Linked DNA regions of Homo sapiens: region 2 is linked to region 1. Evidence: read pairs that join two places in POLR2A ChIA-PET (ENCODE). Cell type or tissue: CD4-positive, alpha-beta T cell. All regions are shown on one strand.

Region 1 (8,000 bases):
ATACTCTGCCAGGCTTTCCCTTTCCACTGCTACCACTGTTGTACTTGCTGTCTTAGGGAGGCTCCCTCAAATGTGAAACCAATAAAAATATAGTTGATGGCACTTCCCAAAGACCGATTCCTGAACCAATGTCAAGACCTTGCTCTTACCCTGTAGAATTATACATAAAGGGGGTTCAGTAACTAGCACATAGCCAGCCACTCAGAAAGTACTGATTGGATAAATAGAGAGCATAAGAGAGAAACTGCAATTAAAAAAAAAAAAAAAAAAAAAAGAAAAAACACTAAAGGTGGAGTTGGTGAGGACAATGCATTGGCCAGACAGAAAAGGAAAGCTAGATGTGTGCTCAGGTGTCCAGGTGACCGCTTTGTTCTCCCCAACACCTGGCAAATTCTCTATGAATCTTTCTTACAAGGGAGTGGAAACAGACAATTCAGGCCTTCCTAAGAGAAAACAGGATACAGATTTATCTTATTTGGCTTAACTCAAGGCTATCAAAATCCCTCACATAGCCATTTATTTTCTATGTTCCACCCCTGTGTGTTAGCTCTACATCCACCAGGTGACAACGAATGCTTCTAATAGTTTTGAAGCCTATGGTACCACTGGGGAGTTCTGAAATAAGGGCTAAGAAAGGGGTTCTGTACCTGTTGGTGCCGAGTCCCTTCCCCTACACAATCAGAGGCATCTCAAGACTAGGCAGTCTCTTAGAAAATGGCCCAATAAAAAGTGACCAAATGGCTGTGCTCCTACAGCCATCCAAAAGACAGAGTCTTTTAACAGCCCCGGAAGCGTTCTTGCTGGTGAATAAAAACTGCTGCTTGCTGTTCAAAACATGATTACAACAATGATGATGAATAGAAAAATAAACTTTCTTTTCCATTAGTTCAAGCATTGCCTGTTGCTTTGTACCTTGTGGATATAAGCAACTTATCTCTTAGTATTATTCCTCAGTAACATTGGGGGAAAAAAGTGCTCTGGACACCCGTGAATACTACTGTTCAACATCCATGCACCTCTTTTTCCAGGGATACCACCCTCATTTTCCTTGGGGAGCCACCTCCCTGCCAAGGCAAGTTCATATGGTTTGGGTGGGGCTGATCCCAACTCCATCTTCAGGTTTGTTGCATGTGATCCAGACTATGCATCCTACTGCACATATGATTGGCCCAAGCCAAACTCAGCCGATGACACTCACTCATTTTTTATTACAACTATGGGAAATGAGGCCTTGTGTTGCTAGGAAAACAGGATGCATACCTGAAGCTTTTGAGGCCAACTTCGGCTACCACACAGGCAAAGCCTTGAGCAGAAAAGGTCAAACAAAGAAATGCAGGGCCATGAATGAAGGGACATGGGATTCTGATGGTATCATTTGAGCCCTTTTATCTTAACATATCAGAAGCTCATCCCTGCTCTTTCTATAGTATATCAATAACATACTTTTTATTTTTTAGTTGTGTTTCTGTTGCTCACAGACAAGGGTTGTGGTAATTTTTTTTTTAAGTGCATGACAGAAAAGCCTACTTGTGCTTTATAGGGAACTCTAGAGTGAAGGAGAAAAATGTGCAACAAAGTTGAACGAGAAACTGTGCTGTCATCCTTGAATTTCCCATTCCTTCTACCTCACATATCCAATCAGTTCCTAGTTGTATCACTTCTATTACTTTCATATGTCTTGAACCTATTCCTCATCCCCACTTCTTCTTCTATTGCCCAAGGTCAGATTGTTTTTGCCTTCTCACCTAGACCTTGACATTGGCTATATCCTGGTTCTTGTTGGCTCCACCCTCTGGCTCTGCTCACTTGCTCTGCAAGATGTGTTTCCCTAAACCACAGTGTTGGTTGGAGAAGAGAAGGCTTCAAAACATCACAATACCAGTCTTCAGATTCTCAAAGGGCAGTGATGTGACAAAGGGGAAATCTTATTGTGCTGAACAGAGATGAAGGTCAGGGTGGAGTCCCCAGGAAGGCAGATTTCAGCCGAACATAAATGACTGACAGGAGCTCTTCATGGTCCACTAAAGCAGGAGGCTGACCCAGCATCCTCTTACACACAGACCTAAGCCCCCTTCTGTCTAGAAGGCATCCCGGGCATTCCTGGGCTGATTAATTTCGCTGCATTTGGGGTTTAATCATTGTCAGCCTAACCCTTTCACTGGTATAGGCCCTGGACAGATTCCAAAACAGGGAGAAATGGATTTGGATGAAGTTGAGTCAAGTGGTGGATGGAGCATGCTGTGGCTTTGGAAACTTGGCATTAAGGTCTGTGTTAAAGCAAACTAAATATGGCCTGAGAAGGACTCCATGCTCCTATATCTGAGTCCTTGTGGACTAACTGTAACCTAACTTAATAGGTAGACAAGGTTGAAAACCTAACTTAGGAAAATTTACCTATAACAACAGCTGAGTCTTGGCCAATCCCAGCAGCCATACCTCAACCACTTATACACTGATGAGTGTTCAAACTATGTTCAAATAAGGCAAACACCAAGCTGTAACCAATCCAGTTGTTTTTGTACCTTACTTCTGATTTCCGTACGTCACTTTCCTTTTTTTTTTTTTTTTTTTTTGTCTATAAATTTGTTCTGACCACGAGGCATCCCTGGAGTCTCTCTGAATGTGTGGTGATTCTGGGGGCTGCCCAATTCGCAAATTGTTCATAGCTCAATTAAACTCCTTTAAATTTAATCTGGATGAAGTTTTTATTTTGTCACCTGGTTCTACCACTTTTGAACTATGCGCCCTTAGATAATCATTCAACATTTCCGAGTCTGCTTTCTCATTGCAAAGTAGAGCTAAGTAATAATACTTATGAGAGTATTAACAGAATTTAAAATAGTTATCACAGGGACTGGAGGTGCTCAAAAACGTTATTTCCCTTTTCCTTACTCCACAAATATTTCCTAACTTACTTGATGGCTGCAGACAACCTTAATCTCTCGTTTCTTTGATCTCTTACTGCTCCTACAGTCTATATTCTACAGAATTTAATACTTCCAAATAAAATTTTTCATTCTTATCATTTCCAATCTCCAATCAAGGTTAATTTTACATTTCTATGGGGCAGGGTTTAGGGGAAGTGATCTATGCGGCATCTAAATGTTTGCATATATTCAGTGTCCAAGAAATTATTCCTCATTAAAGGACAAGGGGCTTAAGGATGCGCATTCCTTCGTCTGGGTCTTTCTCTGCAGGTCAGAGGCAGGTCATGATGACCTTGATGAGCAAATTATCCTTATGGCAATGCTTTCACATTTTGAGTGTCACTGGCACTTACCGCAGTTCTCTGTGAGAAATTTCAAATTAAGCTGATATAGTTTCAAGAGAAAAGGTGAAACAGCTCCTCCTGGAGCATGTAGGTGGTAGGTCACACCCCAATAACCAGTGAAGGAGTAGGCCATTTATTTTAACTTGTTTTTGGTTCTGGTGAATTAGGCACAGGCTAACTGTTCTGGGATTATTAACACTGATTGTTGTGGGTGCTTCTCCTCCGCTACCCCGTGACTTTGATTTGTGTGTTACATAAACACTGTTGCCATAGTTATAATTCAGGAAGCTTTGTTGTTTGACCTTAAGAAAAATTCAACCTCAAATCAGGATAACACTGACTCTCTAGACCACAATAGACCATCAGAGGGTAGGATCTGCCAAATTTCTTCAAGCTTCTAGAAGGAACTACTGTATTTTGGGTAACAAGCAAGCAACAAGAGGAGGAAATGCTGCAATGTTATGCAATTTCCTTGCATTTCATATTCAGCAATCCTGAAAACCTTTATAAGCAACTTCCCTAGCTTTCAACCGAAGATTGGAGTCACAGCCAACATAAACAAAAACTGGATGCAAAAGAGGAAGAAAGAAATCTAAGTAATGTACAAGTCAGAAAAGTGTTTCAGGAAATTTTTAAAGGCAGCAGAAAGGGCAAAAGCTCATTTGCTATCAAGTGCATGACAGTTAAGTAGATGGCGTGCAAGCTGACATGTATGTAGGATGTGGCCAGGTCACAGTGTGAGGAGTCTTACGGCTCTAGCACTTCCTGGCTTCAGGCTGATGCAACATTAAAAAGTGGATGTGAACCCACTCATCTGTCAGCATGCCGTTTTCATGGTGAGAGGAGAGACCACCTCCCATCCTCCCAAAAGAAACTGAAATACTAAACAGAGAATGTCTTTATGTGCTCCCCTCCCCAACCCCCAACCCCCAACCCCCAACCCAGTGTTTTTGGAAATAGTTATACAGCTCTGTTAGCAGAAGAGAGAACCTTGCTCTTTTGTGCTTTAGAAAACTGCATATGAGAAATTCCTCGGGATGGTATGCAGCACACCAAAGTAGGAGCTCATAAGGCTCTTCTGCTGCCCAAGTGGGTCCCAGCCCAGGAGAAACAACGGGCAGAGAGTGAGTCACAGCACTATGCAGCTCCTTTCAACCTCCAGTCCCTTCTTCCAGGAGGTTCCGGGCAGTGGCATGCATAGCTGTCTTCATTGCAACTCGAGGCTGATGCAGTCAGACAAACTCAAAGCACGTTCATGATCGCCTTCATCCCCACAATGCCCCTTGGAGAGGCAGAAGGTGAATGTTATGTTATCCAACACAGACACAGGGAAAGGTGACTTCTTCCCTTGCCACAAACAGCTGTCAGTTCAGAGGACTGCATTTCTAGATCTATGACTCGAAGCTGAGTTTCCTACCCCAAATCCAAAAATAATCTTGATGCCAACTCGTATGCATGCAACAAGAGATTCTGAGAATATTCACTCTTTTATTCTGTTGCTTTGAGCTGGCAGTAAAGGGTATCCCCAGCACTGTGATCACATGGAGAATCTCAGTATTCTCCCACAACTCCCAAGGAGCAGAATGAGGTTTCTAAAATGGAACTGTAGATTCTAGAATTCTGCACTCTGTGTGGGTCCCCCACCTCCATCACAGGCAGAATCCACTCCACTTCCGACTCCAGGAATAGTGTGACTTAGGCCAGCCAGAACAGCACATTTACTCCCAATCCACATACCCTTATAAAAATTCTCAAACATACAGAAAAGATGAAAGAAGAGACAGTAAACATGCATATACCCATCACCTCCATTCTACAGTTGTTCATATTTTGCTATATTTGCCTTATCACATATCTAGCCATCTTTCTATCATCCATCAGTCCATCTTGCTTTTTAATAAATTTTAAGAGGAGTTGCAGATATCAGCACTTTTAAACATTTCAGAACACATATCATCTAAAGTTCAATATTTGTCCATTTTTAAATGTAAAATGTACATACAATAAAATACATAATTCTTAAGCATGCCAATCATGAATTGTGACAATTTCATATACCCATGTAAGCTAAACCTCTATCAAGATAGAAACATCAGCTCAGATAGTTCCCTCAGACCTCCTTCCATCTTACTCCCACCCCTCACACACCCCATGCACTGGCAACCACTGTTCTGTTTTGCACCCCCAATTAGTTTTGCTTATTCTAGATCACTATACAAACAGACTTACATCATATATATTCTTTTATAGCTACTCTGTTTCACTCAGCATAAATTTTTTTTTTTAAGTTCTGGGATACATGTGCAGAACATGCAGGTTTGTTACATAGGTATACATGTGCCATGTTAGTTTGCTGCACCTATCCACCCATCATCTAGATTTTAAGCCCTGCATGCATTAGGTATTTGTCCTAATGCTCTCCCTCCCCTTGCCTCCCATCCCCCAACAGGCCCTGGTGTGTGATGTTCCCCTCCCTGTGTCCATGTGTTCTCACTGTTCAACTCCCACTTATGAGTGAGAACATGTAGTATTTGGTTTTTTGTTCCTATGTTAGTCTGCTGAGAATGATGGCTTCCAGCTTTATCCATGTCCCTGCAAAGGACATGACCTCATTCTTTTTTATGGCTGCATAGTATTCCATGGTGTATATGTGCCCCATTTTCTTTATCCAGCCTATCATTGATGAGCATTTGAATTGGTTCCAAGTCTTTGCTATTGTAAATAGTGCTGCAATAAACATACGTGTACATGTGTCTTTATAGAATGATTTATATGATTTATAATCCTTTTGGTATATACCCAGTAATGGGATTGCACTCAGCATAAAATTTTTAATATTCATCCATGTTGTGGTGTGAACCAATACCTTTAGTCCTTTTTACTTCTGAGTTGAAATTTAATGTTTGAATATACCATAGTTTTATCAATTCCTCTGTTGATGGACACCTAGGTGGTTCCCTGTCTGTAGCTATCATAAAGCTGGTCCAAAGGTTTTTGTACAAATCTTTTTGAAGACATGTGTTTTCACTTCTCTTAGGTAAATACCTAGGAGTGGAACTGCTGGATTCTACAGTAGAGTTTTTTGTTATTAAACAGAAAACTTCCAAGCCTTTGTCGACAGTAGTTGTGCCATTTTACTTACACCCCCACCAATAATGTATGAGAGTTTGGGTTGCTTCACATCCTCACCAGCACTTGCCAATCTTTTCATTGTGTTGTCAATCTTCTACTTTTAGCTGTTCTAATGGGTATGCGTAGCAGTATCTTATTATAGTCTCAAACTGCATTTTTCTGATGATCCATGATGTATACTTTTTCATGTATGTATTGGGCCATCTTTTGTCCGGCGTTTCTTCAAGTCTTTTTTCTGTCTTTTAGTTAGGTTCTTCTTTTTATTACTGAGTTTTATGGGTTCTCTATACATTCTGGATATGTCCTTTGTCAGATATATGGTTTGCGAATATGTCCTCTTATTCTACAGCTTGCCAGTTGATTTCTTAATGGTGTCTTTTGATAAGCACTAGCTTTTAATTTAAATCAAGTCAATTTTTTTTCATGTTTTTGTAGGGCTATCACTTTCTATGTCCTATTACATAACTTTTGCCAATCCCAGATCGCATAGATTTTGTCCTATGTTTTCTTCTGAAGGCTTTATAGTTTTAGATTTTATGTTTATAACCTACCTTGATATTTTTTTAACCCCCACAGCAGCCAGAAAGAAAAATTCACCTTGAATTAATCCCCCTAGTTAGCCTAGTTTATAAACATTATTTAGAGGTGCTTCTGAGTCATAACCTAGATTTGAAACTCACTGGTTTTAAATACAAATTTAGGAAAAAGTAGCCTTAACCCGCCTCACTCTCCTCTTTCTCCTTCCCCCAAAACAGTTCTCATATTATAAAATTGATTCATATATCCTTTGGGAACCCTCACTATATTAATAAAACTGAGATCTGCCTCCTACCCCCTCAGCTAAAAGGACAAGCAGGTAAGTGTGCTGAGCATTGTAAAGATCTATATGCTCGAGGCTAATTTTCAGGGGACTCACCTAACTACATGGCCATCTATAAGCTATGATTTGAATGGGCAGGGAGCCCTGGGAGCTAACAAGTATAGTGGCCCTAATCAGTCACTGCCTTACTGTGGGACCCGGATCAAACCTCTTCGTCTCTCTGTATCTTAATTTCCTAAGGCATCAAAAGGGGGGCCTGAAACAAACCAGCTTTGAAATGCCATACTCTTAGTCCCTATAATTTTTAATATTTCACCATCATGAATGAACCCCTTTAGGTCCTGAAGGGCTCTCTATGCACTTTAATAATTTCATATATACATTAGGATGGTAACATCTCAAATCTTACCAGCAAACAGCAAAATTGGGATCTGCTGACAGTTGACTAGGAATAAGGTCCTGCAAATGTTGGAGGGAGTAGGAACTGGAAAGGAAAGGGACAGCAGGTTGGAAAGCTGCTGATCAGACTAGCTCACCGTCTCGTGTTGCACAGGCCATATTCTGCCTTCTTGTTTCAGTTCTCATACTGTAAACAAATGTTCTTTTCCTTTTTCTTTTTTTTTGTTCTTTTTTTAGGGGGTGGGGAAACAGGGTCTTGCTCTGTCACCCAGGCTGTAGGGCAGTGGCTCGATCACAGCTCACTGAACAATGCTCACTGAACAATGTGGTTTAAAGTTGACCTGGATGAAACAGGTTGTTAGTATGTTCACATCAAAA
Region 2 (8,000 bases), 430 kb before region 1:
TATTGCTTTAATTTTTAATTATCTATTTTGCTTTGATAATGGGGACTTGCTTTATTCTATTAATTTATTTTGGATGGCACTCTGTTTCATTAGCTTAATGGTTTAGAATTAGTGCCAACGAGGCCAGAGTATTTGGTTTCATCCATTCATTCAATAAATATTGTTTGAGCTACCTACACATCAGGGACTGTTCTAGGTGTTCAGCAGACCACATAAACAACACAAATAAAAACCCTGCCGTCGGCCGGGCACAGTGGCTTACACCTGTAATCCTAACACTTTGGGAGGCCAAGGTGGGCAGATCATGAGGTCAGGAGTTTGAGACCAACCTGGCCAACATGGTGAAACCCCGTCTCTACTAAAAATACAAAACTTGGCCAGGCATGGTGGTGGACACCTGTAGTCCCAGCTACTCGGGAGGCTGAGGCAGGAGAATCGCTTGAACCCGGGAGGCAGGAGGTGCGATGCGCTGAGATCGTGCCATTGCACTCCAGCGTGGGTGACAGGGTGAGACTCTGTCTAAAAAACAAAAACAAACAAACAAAAAACCCTAGCCACATGGAGTTTATACTCTGGAAGAAGAGGGTGGAGATAGACAACAAATAAGTATAATAATATATGGTATCTGAAATGGTAATAAGTGCTACAGAGAAAAATAAAACAAGAACGGGGATAGACAGGGTGGGGCTAGAAAAGGAGCCTTAATTTTCAGTAGGATGATCAGATATTTGACCAGAAGAGTCTCTGATGAGAGAAGGCTTGAGCAAAAACCTGAAAGAGATAAGGAGTAAGGGCAGCTGAGGGATGTGTGCAAACAGAGTGACCCTGCCTGGGGAGAGGCATGTGGCTGGGAGAGGCCAGGGAGAGGACAGTGGCTGAAGCATGATGAGTGAGGAGGAGGCTCAGAGAGGCTGGGGTCCAGATCTTGTAGGGCTGGGAAGGCCGTTGTAAGGACTGTGGCTTTAAGTGTGAGTGAGGTGAAAAGGTTTTTCTTTTCTACTGGGGATGCATTTTCACATGACCCCATTGGCTGCTGGGTGGAGAAGAGCGCATTCCAGGGCAAGGGCAGGAACAGGGCCAGGACTAAAAGAGGCTGTTGCTAACCCAGGCAAGAGATGACAGTGGCTGGGGTCATGCTGCTAGCAGCCAAGCAAATATAGGATAGAGATGGATATATCTTGAAGCTAGAAATCACAGGATTGGATCAATGGCCTGGATATGAGGTGTGCGAGAACATGAGGACTCAGGATGATTCCTAGACTTTCGAAGTCCTAAGCAATTGAAAGGATAGAGTTGGAATTGCTCTAAAGTGAATAGGAGAAGGCTGCAGGAAAAACACAGTTGTTTGTTATGAGTAGGGACCAGAAGTTCAGTTTTGAATAACTTTGAGATGCCTACTAAATATCCACCTGGACATGATGAGTAGGCTGTTGCGTATGTGAGTCTGGAGTTCGGAAGAGACATCCAAGTTGCTGACATAAATTTCGGTCTTCAGTGTAGAAATTTGATTTAAAGCCATTGGGTTAAACAAACCAACCAAGGTAAGAGTATTTGCAGGTAAGAGAAGAGACCCAAGGACTTAGCCCTAAGGCACTCCAGCATTATGATGTAGGGGAGATGAGGAACCAGCAAAGGAGGCTGAATGGAAACAGAGAAGGAATGGCGAGTTCTGTGCAAGAGACAGGAAGAAAGAGAATGCAAAATGGTCAAACAATAAATAATTAAGTTGAATTAGATGGTAAAGAAATAAATGCAAGGAAATGCAAGGCCATAGTCACTGGGCAGACAGAGTAAAAGAACATGATGAATCAGGTGAGATTAATCACCCCTCCTGGAACTATCAGAAAAAGATACTCACTGACAGTGAGGCAGTCATGTTAGTCCCCAAGTTGATGACTAATGGAAACTAAGGTCACAGTGCACATTAATTTCTTTTGAAGCAAAGGATAAAAACAAACAAAATATAAAAGATTAAGATGTAAACGTTAGTGTACACTAATTCAGAGAAGAATTAAATGATTTTTAAAACTTCAAGAAGGAGGACAGCATTCTAAATGCATTGTTCTAAAACGATAGTAAGATGGGATAAATAGTCACACTAGGGTGATGATTTTGGATGTGTTAAATTTGTCACTTTGAGACCAGATATGCTCCATTTCACTTCATGCCAGCTTTTAAGAACATATATCATAGAAAAAGAGAAAAGAAACAGTTGAATCAAAGTGAAGAGAAATATTGTGAAGCAAATAAATCCAGGGAAAAATTAATAAAACCCTATTCCCACCCTAAAAAAAAGAAACTAAAAGAAGTGCAAATATAAAGTTCAATAGGAGTCATTAGAGATTGTAAATTGGGCTCTGAGCTTCCTACCAACAAAAGCACAAAGGAAAATATGATCACTGGTATTAAAAAAAAACACCTATGGTTTCCAAAAGATTAAAACAAACCAGCAGTTTTATAGAAGCTAACACTAAAATCTAAAGGAACTACGTTCTATGGAGCCACTTAATATGGATAAACACTTTGACAATATTCTTTCAACAACTACAGTAACAAGTTTCTTAGAGTCCATTTCTTTTTACATCCATAATGAATTGTAAATCTTTTCTACTTCTTAAGTAAAACATCACCACTTAATTCTGGTAACTTTTCCATATTAACTTTTTAGAACAATTGCAAACGTACCATAAATGATTGTTGTCACAGTGGTAACTATTTGACCCTGACTGTTATTTTGTATATAGCAGCTTTTAAAATAAAAAGGCAACAAGTTTCTAGGCGTAATTTCCACAGATCTTTTATGTAAAACAATGACATCCTTTGCAACTTCTGCCATTTAATCTATCTCAAGCAAGCTCTCTGGAAACAAATCTATTTGAAAGATTCTATTGTAATTAGAAATCAGGGTAACTGAATGCACTAGATGAAAACCTTCTGACTGGGGCCAATGAAGTCAATAAAGTCAAAACTGCTGTGAATGCTCAACTGTCTGCAGATCAGATGTCTTGGGATGGAATCCGTTCTCGAGGCCACCATCATTAATATCAATTTGGCCATGTAATACAAGCCTCACTTGTTCCACTGTTACAAATGTGCTTAAAACTGAGCTCATTTACAATCCAAATACATATGTAGGATGGTAACCAAGGCATCACACTAATTTAGGTATTATGTTTTAGGGGGAACAAAAGGTATGTTAATATTTTATTCATCTCCAAATTAACTATAAATTGTGCATTCTTGCATAGATCCTCCTTGGGAATGAGAAATTAGGAAAATCCAGTTGTTAAAATGAATGCCTAAAATCAAAATAAAATTTGTTTTTCTGGCACCTGCTTGATGACACAGACTAATAACCAATGACAAAATTGCCCTTGAACCCAAGTTTTCATTTCCTCCTATTGTGTGGTCAGGTTATGTAAGGGTTTGCTTTCACCCCATTCAAAAGGTACCTCTTCCTCTTCTCTTGCTCCCTCTCGCCCTCATTCTTGTGCCTATGCAGACATTTGAGTAGAGGCGAATCACTTTCACTTCTGCTGGGGAAATTGCAACACGCTTCTTTAAATGGCAGAGAGAAGGAGAAAACTTAGATCTTCTGATACCAAATCACTGGACCTTAGAAGGTCAGAAATCTTTCAAGCCCTGCAGGACCGTAAAATGCGCATGTGTCCAACGGAAGCACTGGGGCATGAGTGGGGAAGGAATAGAAACAGAAAGAGGGTAAGAGAAGAAAAAAGGGAAAGTGGTGAAGGCAGGGAGGAAAATTGCTTAGTGTGAATATGCACGCATTCATTTAGTTTTCAAATCCTTGTTGAGCATGATAAAATTCCCAGCATCAGACCTCACATGTTGGTTTCCATTAGGATCTGCCTGGGGGAATATCTGCTGAATCAGTGGCTCTGAGCTGAACTAGGAAATTCACCATAATTAGGAGAGTCACTGTATTTCTCTCCAAAAAAAAAAAAGTTATACCCGAGAGACAGGATCTTCTGATCTGAAATTTTCTTCACTTCTGAAATTCTCTGGTTTGTGCTCATCGTTGGTAGCTATTTGTTCATCAAGAGTTGTGTAGCTGGCTTCTTCTGAAAAAAGGAATCTGCGTCATATCTAAGTCAGATTTCATTCTGGTGCTCTCAGAGCAGTTAGCCCAGGAAAGGGGCCAGCTTCTGTGACGACTGCTGCAGAGGCAGGTGCAGTTTGTGTGCCACAGATATTAACTTTGATAAGCACTTAATGAGTGCCTTCTCTGTGCGAGAATGGGGAGGAACAAAATGCAGCTCCTACCCTCCTCGGGCTTTAGTTGTACCTTAATAACAGGAATTTTCATCTGCCTGGCTCCTTTCCTCAAAGAACAAAGAAGACTTTGCTTCATTAAAGTGTCTGAGAAGGAAGGTAGGTTATATTTTTATTCCCATTCTATAGCTGGGTAAAGTGAGTTCTAACAAAGTTACTTGTTAAAGGTCACTCAGAGGTCAGAGCATCAGAAAAAAAGACAATCACAAGGCTGATGTTGTGTGCTGGATAGTTTAAACTGAACAGGAAGAAAACATTTTTGTGGGCTTTATCTAAAAAGAAATAGTTTGCTCTGAGTTTCTCAGTTTCATTTATTCAGCAAGTATGTGCCAAGTGCTATTGTAGGCAATGAAGATACAGCAGGGAACAAAACAAAACTGACATGGAGCTTCCAACTAGAAAGGAGAACGAGACAACGCGTTTTAAAATATATATAATGTGTTAGGTAAAAAGTGCTATAAGGAGAGCTAAAACACAATGAGAGGCTAGAAGAGTGATAGTGGCGGAGGGGCTTCTCTGAGGAGATGACATTTGATCAGGGGTCTGAATAAAGTAAAGAGGCCAGTTATGTGAATATCTGGAAGACTCAAGGGGCAGGGCGGAAATAGCCAGTAGAAAGGCCCTGAGGTAGGAAGGTGTGTGGCAAGTTTGAGGAAAAGGAAAGACAGTCTGACTGGAGCAAAGAGAACTGGAGCTGAGGCCATCAAGGCAGCCAGGAGCCAGGTGCAGACTGGGCTTTGACTCTGCCTGCAGGGAGGAACTGCTGAAGGTTCCAAGCAAAGGACCGCCCTGACCTGCCTTAGGTTTGAACAGGATCCCTCTGGCTGGTGTGTGAAGAATTAACTGTAGATGGGCAAGTGTGGAAGGAAGGAGAGCAGTCAGGAAGCTGCCATAACCATCTACATGAGAGAGGTAAGGCCTCAGATGGAGGGGAGCAGTGGAATGGTGGAAAGTGTTTATTTTGAATGTTAAGCCTGCAGGAGTTGCTGGAGGATTGGACATGGGGGATGAGAAAAAGAGAGAGGCTTACAGATCAGGTAATTTAGCTGATCTTAAGCCCCTTACAGCTTAATATTATTCCAAGGTGCCAATAACAGCCAAGGTAAACAACCTTGTCTTGGACATTCTGCCTTTATTTGCCCACACAAGATGAAATTAAATATATATATATATATATAATTTAAATAAATAAATTATATATATATATAATTTAAATAAATAAATTATATATATATATATTTAGTGCTGTTTCCATCAGCTACTAGCTGAGACACTTGGGCAAATGAGGGTGATCTCCAGTCCTCAGTATCCTTGCTGTTAATGAGAGATGGTCATTTCTTCTCTGCCTAGCTCAAAAGAATATGTTAAATAAAACTCTGTGAACTTTAGGCAGCACAGGCTTAGGGCTTCTTAGTAACATCATCAGCACCATCAGAGTTAACTTCATGAGTCAGTTGAGTTGCCTTTGGGGTATATCATTAACAGATTCCAGGAAGCTCCCCTGCCCAAAAGCCTCCCACCAATGGCCTGCCTTGTTGAAAGAATTACACAATTAGCCCAATTCCTTTCCATTAAGGCATTGTGGACTCCAAACATCCTCCTTTAAAATGGAAACTAAATCGAGCTACTGTCAGTCATTTGTCCTTTTAGGTGACGTTATATATCAGATCACTTTTCTGCCATTAGAGCTAGTTGAAGTTTGAATAGGGAAAAGGAACGAATGAACGTGGGGCAGAGAACGCAATAGTCGGTGGGTTACTCAGTAGGCTGTGGACAGATGGAGAGGATCCCGGTGGGAGGAGCCTCTAAAGATAAACTTTCTATGGGAAAATGTTGACAGATTTACCTGAGTCATGGTTTTTCTTACACCTCATAAAAATGAAGGCTTCCAAGGGCAGCTCCTTGAAATAGCTGTAACAAGTAGCCACAGAAGTTGAGTTGCTTAAAGAAAAACATTGAATTCATGGGGAACCGTACGCTTTAATAGCCCCTTTGGCTTACTTTGTTTAAACAAACTCATCCCGAGCATCTCACACTTCACCAATTTTGAGTGTCCCTGCTTTACCTCAGCCTTTTAAAGAGTGTCTTTCCCCTAAATATTTCTGGAAATGCCTAAGGGTGCTGACGTGCAGCCAGAAATAGTTCACTTCTGTCCCCACTATGGCAGGAATCCATGGACCAAGGCTCTGATGTTTCCACAAAGATGCCCCTCAGGACTAGAAATCTGTCCCCATCCCCGTTGCCACCACAGTCACCATCACCTGGAAATCCTGCAGGACCAATGTTTGTGAATTTGGAATATATGCTAGATGCCTTACTACCTTGTTATGACCTTATTTCTTTATAGCACTTTTAACCTAGCGCATTACATATTTTAAATGTATAATTCAGCGATCCAGATCACTGGTCCAGTGTCACCTCCCACTCAGCAAAGTGAGATGAACACACTTGGTGCTACATTCAGCTAGGCTGGCACTGTAGATGCACCCAGTCCCAGGTATTCTAGTGGCTCATGACAGGGCTTCCTCACTGGAGACATGCTGAGCCAAGCAAGGCAGTTTTTACCACCAACCCTGATAGTCGTACACATATTCTGCTCCTCCACCCCCACCAAGGTTGAAACTCCGCTCCTGTCAGCTTTGCAGCTACCACCACCCCCTCAGGGAGAGTCATCTCTGTTCCCAAACCCATATAAATGTCATTCAAAGCCAGAGGATGTAATTGCTGTAGTAATTGTTATAGTCCACTCATCCAGGGGCCCCACTGCAAAGCTGATTAAACCATAGTGTTACTACCTTTTACAGAGTTATTATTCTTCCAAATCAACCCACTGCACCTTTCTCCAAGGCTACAAAAGTGCCCCTAGGGTGGCTGTGTACAGGCAAGTTTTGATGTCAGCTGGGAAACTACCTATAACCCCCACTCTCTGCTAACACCAACTTTTCTTTTTCTATTTTATTTTATTTTATTTTACTTTAAGTTCTGGGATACATGTGCAGAACGTGCCGGTTTGTTACACAGGTATGCATGTGCCATGGTGGCTTGCTGCACCTATCAACCCACCACCTAGGTTTTAAGCCTCGCATGCATTAGGTATTTGTCCTGATGCTCTCCCTCCCCTTACCCCCCACCCCCTGACAGGCCCGGGTATGTGATGTTCCCCTCCCTGTGTCCACATGTTCTCATTGTTCAACTCCCACTTATGAGTGAGAACATGCATAACACCAATTTTTCTTATTGGAATTGTAGTGCCAGTTTAGTTCTTCAGTGGAAGCACTTGTTCTTCTCTATAATCTGTTCTCCATCTGGGAACACCCTACTTTCTCAGACATAGGTTTGCAGTGCATTGGTGGGCAGGATTTCAGTCCTTTCTCTGAAAGTTCCTAAGCCCTATTGAAAAATGAATGCACTGGGGAAGGGTGTGGCCCATCTCTCTCCCCAGAAGCTCCTGAGCCACATTTCTTACCCAGTCCCGGAACCCTGGTATCCTAAACCATGTCTGAACCTGTACCCCTGTGGCCCCAGAAAGGGACCAAACAGTACATCCCATGAAACCACAAAGAGATCATAACCTTCTCCTCTCTCCTCCCACATCTCTACATAAACAACATTTATATAGATGACTGAATTCAAGATACGTTTATTTGGTACTGATGGTCAACTGGAAGTTCCTAAGCAGAATTACTTATAATGTGGGACTGTGTTTT

The links. ChIA-PET counts read pairs that join two places held together with the same protein. Peaks named below come from ENCODE experiments on the same cell type or tissue, not always from the same donor. Only the 100,000 strongest peaks of a DNase experiment are listed, where the experiment ranks them.
Region 2: POLR2A ChIA-PET joins it to region 1 with 21 read pairs; 7 of 35 experiments call an interaction of 5 or more read pairs at or near these places.

What each region holds. Positions count from the first base shown.
Region 1 is chr5:142,998,591-143,006,590 of GRCh38, reverse strand. The region is part of intron 11 of ARHGAP26 (Rho GTPase activating protein 26); the gene reads right to left. Among named protein-coding and RNA genes, the nearest start is that of ARHGAP26-AS1, 130 kb to the right of the region's middle. RefSeq lists an enhancer at 4,144-4,213. In CD4-positive, alpha-beta T cell, CTCF peaks have their summits at 3,155 and 3,355; DNase peaks (open chromatin) are centred at 3,490, 4,000 and 4,410; H3K4me3 peaks cover 569 bases; H3K27ac peaks cover 4,315 bases.
Region 2 is chr5:143,430,924-143,438,923 of GRCh38, reverse strand. It overlaps a transcript of NR3C1 not described here. Among named protein-coding and RNA genes, the nearest start is that of NR3C1, 31 kb to the right of the region's middle. RefSeq lists an enhancer at 3,466-3,665 and a silencer at 4,146-4,195. In CD4-positive, alpha-beta T cell, no CTCF peak of the experiment used is centred here; DNase peaks (open chromatin) are centred at 3,483 and 4,143; H3K4me3 peaks cover 2,357 bases; H3K27ac peaks cover 2,387 bases.